Regions from separate parts of the Homo sapiens genome. Here region 1 is linked to region 2. The links are chromatin contacts, found by POLR2A ChIA-PET in ENCODE. All regions are on one chromosome and are shown on one strand. The core of a region is the stretch at or near the end of the contact, and the rest is flanking DNA. Distances in the headings are between cores, read along the strand shown. Region 1 overlaps KDM4B (lysine demethylase 4B). Region 2 holds the start of TICAM1 (TIR domain containing adaptor molecule 1).

Region 1 (4,320 bases), core at 735-3,234, 230 kb before region 2:
TAAGCAAACAAAGAAACTGGTAAAACTATAGAATTAAACACAGCCCAGCAAGGTGGCAGAATTTTTAATTAAAAAAAAAAGTCAACAAAAAGAGGGTTTCCTCTACAGCAGAAAGAACATTAACAGAACACTCTAAACCCACTAGGGTAAACCTGTCCCTCGTCTAGGGTGGAGCAGGAATTCTCTCCACAAACAAGGCCACACACAGACCTGGTAGTGCACTTGCCTGCTGTACTCACAGGCTCTGACCTGGGAAGCCAGTGCCTCCCTGGGTAAAACCCCTCCACACCCCTGCAACAGCGCATGGGGACGGACGGGAGGAAGGGCAGGTGCCAGAGCTCATCACGTAGTCGCCAGCAGCAGGAAAGGCATGCTACCGATGGCCACCCCAGGAGGATGGGTCGCCCAGGACAGGCAGCTGCCCCACAGGTCAGTCTGGAGAGATAAAGATGTTAGAAAAAGTGCCTGCACAGGCAAGGGAGTGGATCCACAGGCCAGGACACACAGACAGCCCGGGAACTGCCAAGAGCACTGAGGTCCCATATCCTGGCTGAGAGAGAGGGAGAGGAGATGTCACCAACCGCAGCCTGCTGGGAGGGAGAGATTACAGGGGACCGGACAGAGGGCAGGAAGAGGAGGAGTGAGACCCTTTCGCAAAGACTCACAGGAGAAACGGGAGTCCCAGAGCAGGTGCAGGCCCCATGGGGAAGGCTCCAGCCCTGGCATTCTGCGGGGCCAGCCCTGCTCCCCCAGATGCCACCGCTGCAGAAATGGAGCCCAGCCTGGGCTGCACGGCTCCTCCCAAGGCAATGACAGAACTCCTCCAATATCTGATGGAAAGCTACCCTATTTCTTTCTTCTGTTTTTTTTTGTTGTTGTTTTTTGTTGTTGTTTTTTGTTTTTTTTTTTTAAGAGACAGGGTCTTTGCTGCAGCCTCAAATTCCCAGGCTCAAGCAATACTCCCTCCTCAGCCTCCCATGTAGCTAAAAGATGACAGGTGTGCGCCCTACACCCAGCTGATTTTTTCTTCTTTTTTTGTAGAGATGGAGTCTTGCAATGTTGCCCAGGCTGTTCTCGAGCTCCAGTGGCTGGCTCAAGCAATCCTCTGGCCTCAGCTGCCCAAAGCTCTGGAATTACAGGCATGAGCCAACCTGCCTGTTTCTACTGGAAAAATCTTCTTTCATGGAGCCTCATCCTGGGGAAAGGCCACCTCCCTCATTTGTCCCCAGCACAGGGGCTCCTTTATGTGGCAGATACTAATACTTGCTTGGGAGATAGGATCTGCCAGGGAGCAGGGTGGCTTGTTCCCAGGAAACAGCCTTATTGAGCTGCAGTGGCTTTATCTTTAATGGATCGTTTTACGGGACAAGAGATGATGGAATTTGGTATCTTAAACCAGTGGTGACAATGATTTCAAATAATGACCTTTTATTGAGACACACAGGAGACCAGCAGAGTCCTGGGAGCCTCGGCTCAGGGAAGATGGGGAGCCTGGGATGGGGAGAGCCGCCCACAGGAATGCCCGACAAAGCGGAGCAGCAGGCGGAGGAGACAGAGCTCTCGGCTCTCGCAGGGCCAGCCAGAAGACCCCATTCCTGGCACGGTGGCCATGGGTGGCCCGCCCTGCTCTCCTGGGCCACGAGGTGTCGTCACACTGGCCCTCCGGAACCGGGGCTGGGTCAGCACCCTGAGGATCCGTGCGAACTTCATACACCGCCAGCCCACTTTAATTAGGAGCAGACTCGCCGAGGCAAGCCATGTCACGCCTGCAATTAAAGGCCAGATTGGAGGCATCTGATCCCCAGCCCTGATTTATTTTAGGCCCACAAATTACTTTTATTATATGACAAGGCCAAAAACGCAAAGTCATGTGCGAGTTGTTTGCCATGTTTTTCCCTCAGCCTCGCCAGGAAAGCTGTGAGAGTGCCCGTCACAGGGGAGGGTGCGCAGGGCAGGTGCCCAGTGACACAGCGGCGGCTGTCAGGTTCGGACACAGTGCCAGGGACACAGGGCCACTGACACACAGCAACCTCCCTCACGTGCCTGCCGTCAAACCGGCCTGAATTTCTGCTCATCAACAACCAGGAGGCAGCCCCCACCATGCCTGGACCCACGGCCCTCCTCCAGCATTATTCGACCTCAGTGGGGACCCCTTGCCGTTTATTCTGTTAAAAGGCACAGGATGGTTTAAAAAGGAGAGAACAACGACAGTCTCCTAAGAGCACAGAGGGTCTGAAGAGACAGGGACTGCAGCTGGAGAACAATCATGGCTCCCTTTTTTTTTTTTTTTTTTTTTTTTTTTTTTGGAGACAGAGTCTTCCTCCGTCACCCAGGCTGGATGGGACAATCTTGGCTCACTGCAACCTCCACCTCCCGGGTTCACGCCATTCTCCTGTCTCAGCCTCCCGAGTAGCTGGGACTACAGGCACCCACCACAACACCCGGCTAATTTTTGTATTTTTAATAGAGACGGGGTTTCACCACATTAGCCAGGCTGGTCTCAAACTCCGACCTCAGGTGATCCGCCCACCTTGGCCTCCCAAAGTGCTGGGATTACAGGCGTGAGCCACCATGCCCGGCCCATGGCTCCCTTTTGTCCAGAGCAGTGAGGGATCACCCGGCCAAGATCAGCTCCCACATGAGCCCAGCCCCGTGGGGCCTCAACACGGGCCCAAGGAGGTGCTGGCCTGGCAGCAGCTCTGAGGCCCTGGAAGGCTGTGGGGAGGAGGCAGCAGAGAATTCGAGAAGCTGCTCCAGCACCAGGCTCTGCAGAAGGCCAGCTGGGCACCAGGGCTGATGTGCCCGTGGTGGGAGTGAGCCACACGCAGGCATCCCGGAGAGGCAGTGGGGCGTGAGGCCCTGGTGGGAGTCTGAGTCTCTGTGTGCAGAACGTCGTCTGGATACCTGCAGGCTGTGGAGGCTCCCATCTATTAAAATGCTCTGATGCCTCTATGCTTACATTTATTTCATCACCGGCACCCACAGACACACAGCACCCACTGAGCCTCATGAGGAAACACGGTGACCGCCAGGCCCCTGGTGACCGAGATGGCCTGGAGCGTCCTAAATGGCGCGTGTAATGATGGGACTAGCTTTGGAGAGCACGGGAGTTGAACTGTCTCACACACAGGCCGATGGCCATGAGGCTACGCGCTCCTGTTCCTATGACCTAAGTCTCAGCCTGTGCCCACCACGGGCAGAGGCCGCAGGATGCTGGGTCCCTCCCTGGGCCTCGGGGACCCGGGCTGGGCTCTGGAGCTCCGGGAGGGTTTGGCTCACACACGGGTTAAGTCTGCTTGGCTCGCAATCAGGTCAGGGAGAACAAGCGGCCCGAGCCCTCGGCGGGAGGCTGCTGAATGAGGGCCATTAGCATCGCTGTCATCGGCCCCATCCTGCGCCCGCCCCGTTTCATCAGAAGGCAGCCAGCGCTCCTGTCCCCTGCTGCTGGCGAGTGTGGAGGGGAGGAAGCCATGCGCTGCCCAATTTTTAAGCAAAGATAACGAAGACTCTCCTCCCGCAGATTTGCTGCCATCTCCCTTCTGGGGAGCTGAACCCCGCCGGCAGCAGCCTCGCCGAAGGGAGAGAAATTTGCCATGGAAACCAGGCCCTGAGCTCAGAACCCAAACCTCTAATGCCTACGTAGACTGGGTGGGCGGGCGACTCTGGGTCAGGGCCAGCCTCGCCGGCTGCAGTGGGAGGGACCCGCGGGCACGCACAGACCCCCACAGCCTGAATAAACTCCTCATCCAAACACCGCCTGGCGGGATTATCTGAAGATGGGAATTCACGCCCAGTGATGACATTTCAAACAGAACTAACAGTTTCTTAAAGCGGTGGGCAGGGACAGGATGCCGGTGACTCGCCTGGCATGCCACAGCCTGGAAGCGGGCGCCAGGTTTGTTTGGCTCCTACCTCCCTAAAACAAAAATCCTGCAGCCTCACAAGCGACACGAGCCAGCGTGTGCACTGCCACTCCAACCCGAAGCGCCCGCTTTGAACAAAAGACTCCAAAATGAAGGCCATCTGCTCCTGCCAGACCAAGCCAGCGGGTGAGCGAGGGGCCGCAGACAGGACTCAGCACACGACGTGAGGCAGGGGCTGGTCAGACAGCGTGAGGCTAAGGCAGCCCCTGCAGGGTCCAGAGCCAGCCCCGGCTCCCACCACACCCAGGCCCTGGCCCGAAAGCCTGCTCCTACAGCCACTCCATCCTCCTGGAACATGGCCAAGAGTAGTAGCTCCCCTGCTTAGGAAGCTTCTATGCCCCCTTCCCGCCCCTGCTCCTGAGCTGGTCACCCATCCTCCCCTCACCGGGCTCCCCTC
Region 2 (4,786 bases), core at 85-2,584:
TAACTGATAATTACCATTCCCTCAATTATTAATGAAGACAACCACAGGACCTGGGACTTTGTCCGTTTGTCCCTAATAAAAACCACAGATACTTTCAGATTGCATTGCAACCAGAAACACATCTGACACTTGTCACCACGGCAAAATCACTGTGATTATTAGATCTTATTTAATGTGGTGATAAAAATAATATAGGCCAGGTGCGGTGGCTCACACCTGTAATCCTAGCACTTTGAGAGGCCGAGGCGGGAGGATTGCTTGAGCCTGGAAGTTTGAAAGCAGCCTGGGTAATATAGGGAGACCCCGTTTCAAATAATAATAATTATTATAATCATAAAATTAGGCCGGGCGCAGCGGCTCACGCCTGTAATCCCAGCACTTTGGGAGGCCGAGGCGGGCAGATCACCTGAGGTCAAGAGTTCGAGACCAGCCTGGCCAACATGGTGAAACCCCATCTCAACTAAAAATACAAAAATTAGCCAGGTGTGGTGGCACGTGCCTGTAATCCCAGCTACTCAGGAGGCTGAGGCAGGAGAATCGCTTGAACCCATGAGGTGGAGGTTGCAGTGAGCCGAGGTCGCACTACCGCACTCCAGCCTAGGCCACAGAGTAAGACTCCAACTAAAAAAAAAAAAAAAAAAAAGGGAGGCCGGACACGGTGGCTCACACCTGTAATCCCAGCACTTTGGGAGGCCAAGGCAGGTGGATCACCTGAAGTTGGGAGTTCGAGACCACGCTGACCAAGGTGGAGAAACTCCATCTCTACTAAAAATACAAAATTAGCCAGGTGTGGTGGCACATGCCTGTAATCCCAGTTACTCAGGAAGCTGAGGCAGTAGAATTGCTTGGACCCGGGAGGCGGAGGTTGCAGTGAGCTGAGATTGCGCCATTGCACTCCAGCCTGGGCAACAAGAGCGAAACTCCGTCTCGGAAAATAAATAAAAAAATAAATAAACAAACAAACAAATAAAATAAGAGAAATAAAATAAAAACAGCTGCTACATTTATTTCCTGGAAAGCACCTATCACTAACGGAGATGATCCCACTTTACAATTGTGATTACTTTCTCATCTGGGACCCCCGCCCAGATGACTGTGGGCTCCCCGAGAGCAGATGCGAGTTCTTCTGGCCCCCTGCAGACAGTAGGTGCTCACACTTGCTGAACGTGACCGCAAGGGTTGGGAAGAGAGCGCATGGGTGCGGGGCGACCCGGGGACTTTCCCGGTGCTGCGGGGCAGGACTCCGAAACCGTGACCTCACGTCCCACACCCACCCGGGACGCGGAAGGGGCGGCGCGCTTCCTTCCCAGGGCGCGGGCCGCGGGGTGGAGCCAGCGCCCTCAGCGCGCTACGGTCCGCGGGCAACTCCGCAGAAGCCCCAGCCCCCAGGACCCCAGGACCCAGTGGCGCAGCCGGCAGCCCCGGATCCCTGGTAGGTGGGGAAGGGGCGAGGACGGGCCTGAGGTGGAGAAGGTGTCGGGGGTGTGGGGGGTGGCCCTGAGCCCGTGCCGCTCGCCAGGGCTCCAGGCCACCTGGCCTCCCTCTTAGGGCCCCGGTGCGGAGGAGGGGGCCTGGCGCCGCGCGTTGGGAGGTTGACGTTCCCCTCAACCTCCAGCTCCCCGCGCTGGTGGCCCAGATCCTCCCCCACTGTCGGGATCCTCCCCAGCACCCTGGCTTCCTCCCCGACAGCCTGACCCCTCCCCCAAACCCCAGATTCCTCCCGGACACCCCAGATTCCTCCCCAACACCCAGGATTCCTACCTGAAACCCCATATTCCTTCTCACCCCAAATTCCTGACACCCAAGCTTCCTACCTCACACCCCATATTTCTCTCAACGCCCTGAATTTCTCCCTGACACCCAAGGTCCCTCCCTGATACCCCAAATTCCTCCGTGACACCCAGGACCCCTCTCTGACACCCTGGATTCTTCCCCAACACCCAGGATCCCTCCCGAATACCCCAGATTCCTCCCAGACACCCCAAATTCCTCCCTGACACCCCAAACTCTTCCCTGACACCCAGGATCCCAACCTCACACCCTGTACCACCACACACCTTCTTCCTTTCTCCCCCTCCTAACGGTTATCCAGCCACATGGGCTTCCTTACTGTTCCTCCAGCTCACCAGGCGCAGTCCTGCCCCAGGGCCTTTGGGCAGGTGGCTTCACCTTCCAGAAGCTTTCCTCCCTGATCTCCACCCAGCCTCCTCCCTCAGCTCCTTTAGGTCTCAGCTCAATGTTACCTCCTGTCCCCAAAGGCCTCCCTTGACCACCGTGGTCCCCTGTAGCCCCTTCCCAGCCAGTCTCTCAGAGCCACACAGCCCCCGGCTCATGGCTTTCACGTTACTTTTCATTCTCTGAAATGATCTTGGGTTATTTTCTCGCTTACTGTTGGTCTCCCTGAACCAGACTGGGAGCTCTGTGAGGGTAGATGTGCCTGCCTTGATATGCAGTGGCACTTTGAACAGTTCCTGGACCTAGTAGGTGCTCAATAAATGCATATTCGATGCATGAAAGGCTGCATGAGAGTGTGGGAAGGAGAGTGGGAGAGGTGGTTAAAACATTTAAAAAGGACAAGGTGGGAGGATCACTTGAGCCCAGGAGTTCAAGACAAGCCTGGGCAGCATAGCGAGACTCCACCTCTACAAAAAAATTCAAAAAGAAAGTTAGCCGGGTGCAGTGGTTTATGCCTGTAATCCCAACACTTTGGGAGGCTGAGGCAGGTGGATTGCTTGAGCCCAGGATCCTGGGTAACATGGGTGAGACTCTGTCTCTACCAAAAATACAAAAATTAGCCAGGTGTGGTGCCGCACACCTGTAGTCCCAGCTACTCGGGAGGCTGAGGTGGGAGGATCACTTGAACCCGGGAGTTCAAGGCTGCAGTGAGCCGTGATCCCACTACTGCACTCCAGCCTGGGTGACAGAGTGAGACCCTGTCTCTAAAAAAAATGAAATGGGGCTGGGCAGGTGGCTCACGCCTGTAATCCCAGGCAGATCACCTGAGGTCAGGAGTTTGAGACCAGCCTGACCAACATGGCGAAACCCTGTCTCTACTAAAAATACAAAAATTAGCGGGGCGTGGTGGTGCATGCCTGTAATCCCAGCCACTCAGGAGGATGAGGCAGGAGAATCACTTGAACCCAAGAGGCGGAGGTTGCAGTGAGCCCAGACCACGCCACTGCACTCCAGCCTGGGCGACACAGCAAGACTCTGTGTCAAAAAAAAAAAAAAAAAAAAAAAGAAATGAAATTAAAAATCAAAAATTTTTTTAAAAAGGAAGAGGAAGAGAAAAAGTCTGCCAATATTTATTGTCACACTAATATTATTATATCAAGCTCTTGCTCCTTGCTGGGCACTGATCTAAACTTTTTAACCATATTTTCGCATGAAAGCTTCAAAACAGACTCCCATTCATCCTAAGTACCAGTTCATGTGGGTGTTATAAATGAGGAAGCTGAGGCTGAGAAACAGACCACACAAGCCGGCAGGTGGCAGAGCCAGAACCCTCCTACCCCATGGGTGTTTTTGTCCCGCCAGGCGCCTGCTCTTCAGAGTGAGGAGTGGACTTTGTCCCAGCCATGGACAGTGAGAAATGAAACTTGCTGGGTCTCGAGAAGGTGGAGGTGGCAGTGGGCAGGGGAGGCGGGCGGGGGAAGCTGGGGCAGTCACTGAAATAGAGTTGAGTTCAGGCCCGGGGGGGCAGAGAGAATGAGAAGAAAGACCACGTGATTTTAGAGATTTGCCAGGCATTCAGGTGGAGATGGTCCTGCCTTGATGATTCTAAGTCTGGCTGGCTTTGTCGTGTTTTCTGCAAAACTCCCCTGAGTCCTTCTTGCAAGGAGGTTTCAGTCTTGCATGCTAATGTTTGTGGGGCATGCGTGTGCCAGGCACTGCTTTAAGAGTCCTATACAGGCCGGGCGCAGTGGCTCATGCCTGTAATCCCAGCACTCTGGGAGGCCAAGGCAGGCGGATCGATTGAGGTCAGGAGTTCGAGACCAGCCTGGCCAACAGCCTGAAACCCTGTCTCTACTAAAATTACAAAAACTAGCAGGGCGTGGTGGCTAACGCCTGTAATCCCAGAATTTTGGAGGCCAAGGCAGGCGGATCACGAGATCAAGAGATTGAGACCATCCTGGCCAACATGGTGAAACCCCGTCCCTACTAAAAATACAAAAATTACCTGGGCATGGTGGCATGCACCTGTAGTCCCAGCTACTCGGGAGGGTGAGGCAGGAGAATTGCTTGAACCCAGGAGGTGGAGGTTGCAGTGAGCCGAGATCGCGCCACTGCACTCCAGCCTGGCGACAGAGGGAGATTCGGTCTCAGAAAAAAAAAAAAAAAAAGATTATCTGGGCGTGGTGGCAGGCTCCTGTAATCCCAGCTACTCAGGAGAGTGAGGCACAAGAATCACTTGAGCCCAGGATGCGGAGGCTGTAGTGAGCCTAGATCGCACCACTGCACTCCAGCCTGGGCGACAAAGTGGGACTCCGTCTCAAAAAATATATATATGTATATATATTTTACTGACATGTAGGCTGGGTGCAGTGGCTCATACCTGTAATCCCAGCACTTTGGGAGGCCAAGGTGGGAGGATCGCTTGGGCCCAGGAGTTCCAGACCCCGTCCCTACAAAACATTAATAATTAGCTGGGCATGGTGGCATGTGCCTGTAGTCCCAGCTACTTGGGAGGCTGAGTGGGAGGATCACTTCTTAATCCCAGGAGGTTGAGGCTGCAGTGAGCTATGATCACACCACTGCACTCCAGCCTGGGTAACAGAGCAAGATC

Evidence for each region. ChIA-PET counts read pairs that join two places held with the same protein, here RNA polymerase II (POLR2A).
Region 1: POLR2A ChIA-PET joins it to region 2 with 10 read pairs in B cell. The contact joins the enhancer-like site here to the promoter of TICAM1 in region 2. POLR2A ChIA-PET finds 5 or more read pairs at or near these places in 3 of 52 experiments (AG04449, B cell and K562).

The regions. Positions count from the first base shown.
Region 1 is chr19:5,058,419-5,062,738 of GRCh38, reverse strand. The region is part of intron 6 of KDM4B (lysine demethylase 4B); the gene reads right to left. Among named protein-coding and RNA genes, the nearest start is that of KDM4B, 91 kb to the right of the region's middle. Within about 2 kb of position 1,984, at least 7 of the 41 ENCODE cell types and tissues checked have a DNase peak (open chromatin) inside an H3K27ac peak, as active enhancers do.
Region 2 is chr19:4,828,260-4,833,045 of GRCh38, reverse strand. TICAM1 (TIR domain containing adaptor molecule 1) reads left to right here and starts at 1,334. Exons shown (of 2, transcript NM_182919.4): 1 at 1,334-1,432. RefSeq lists silencers at 1,198-1,487, 1,498-1,617.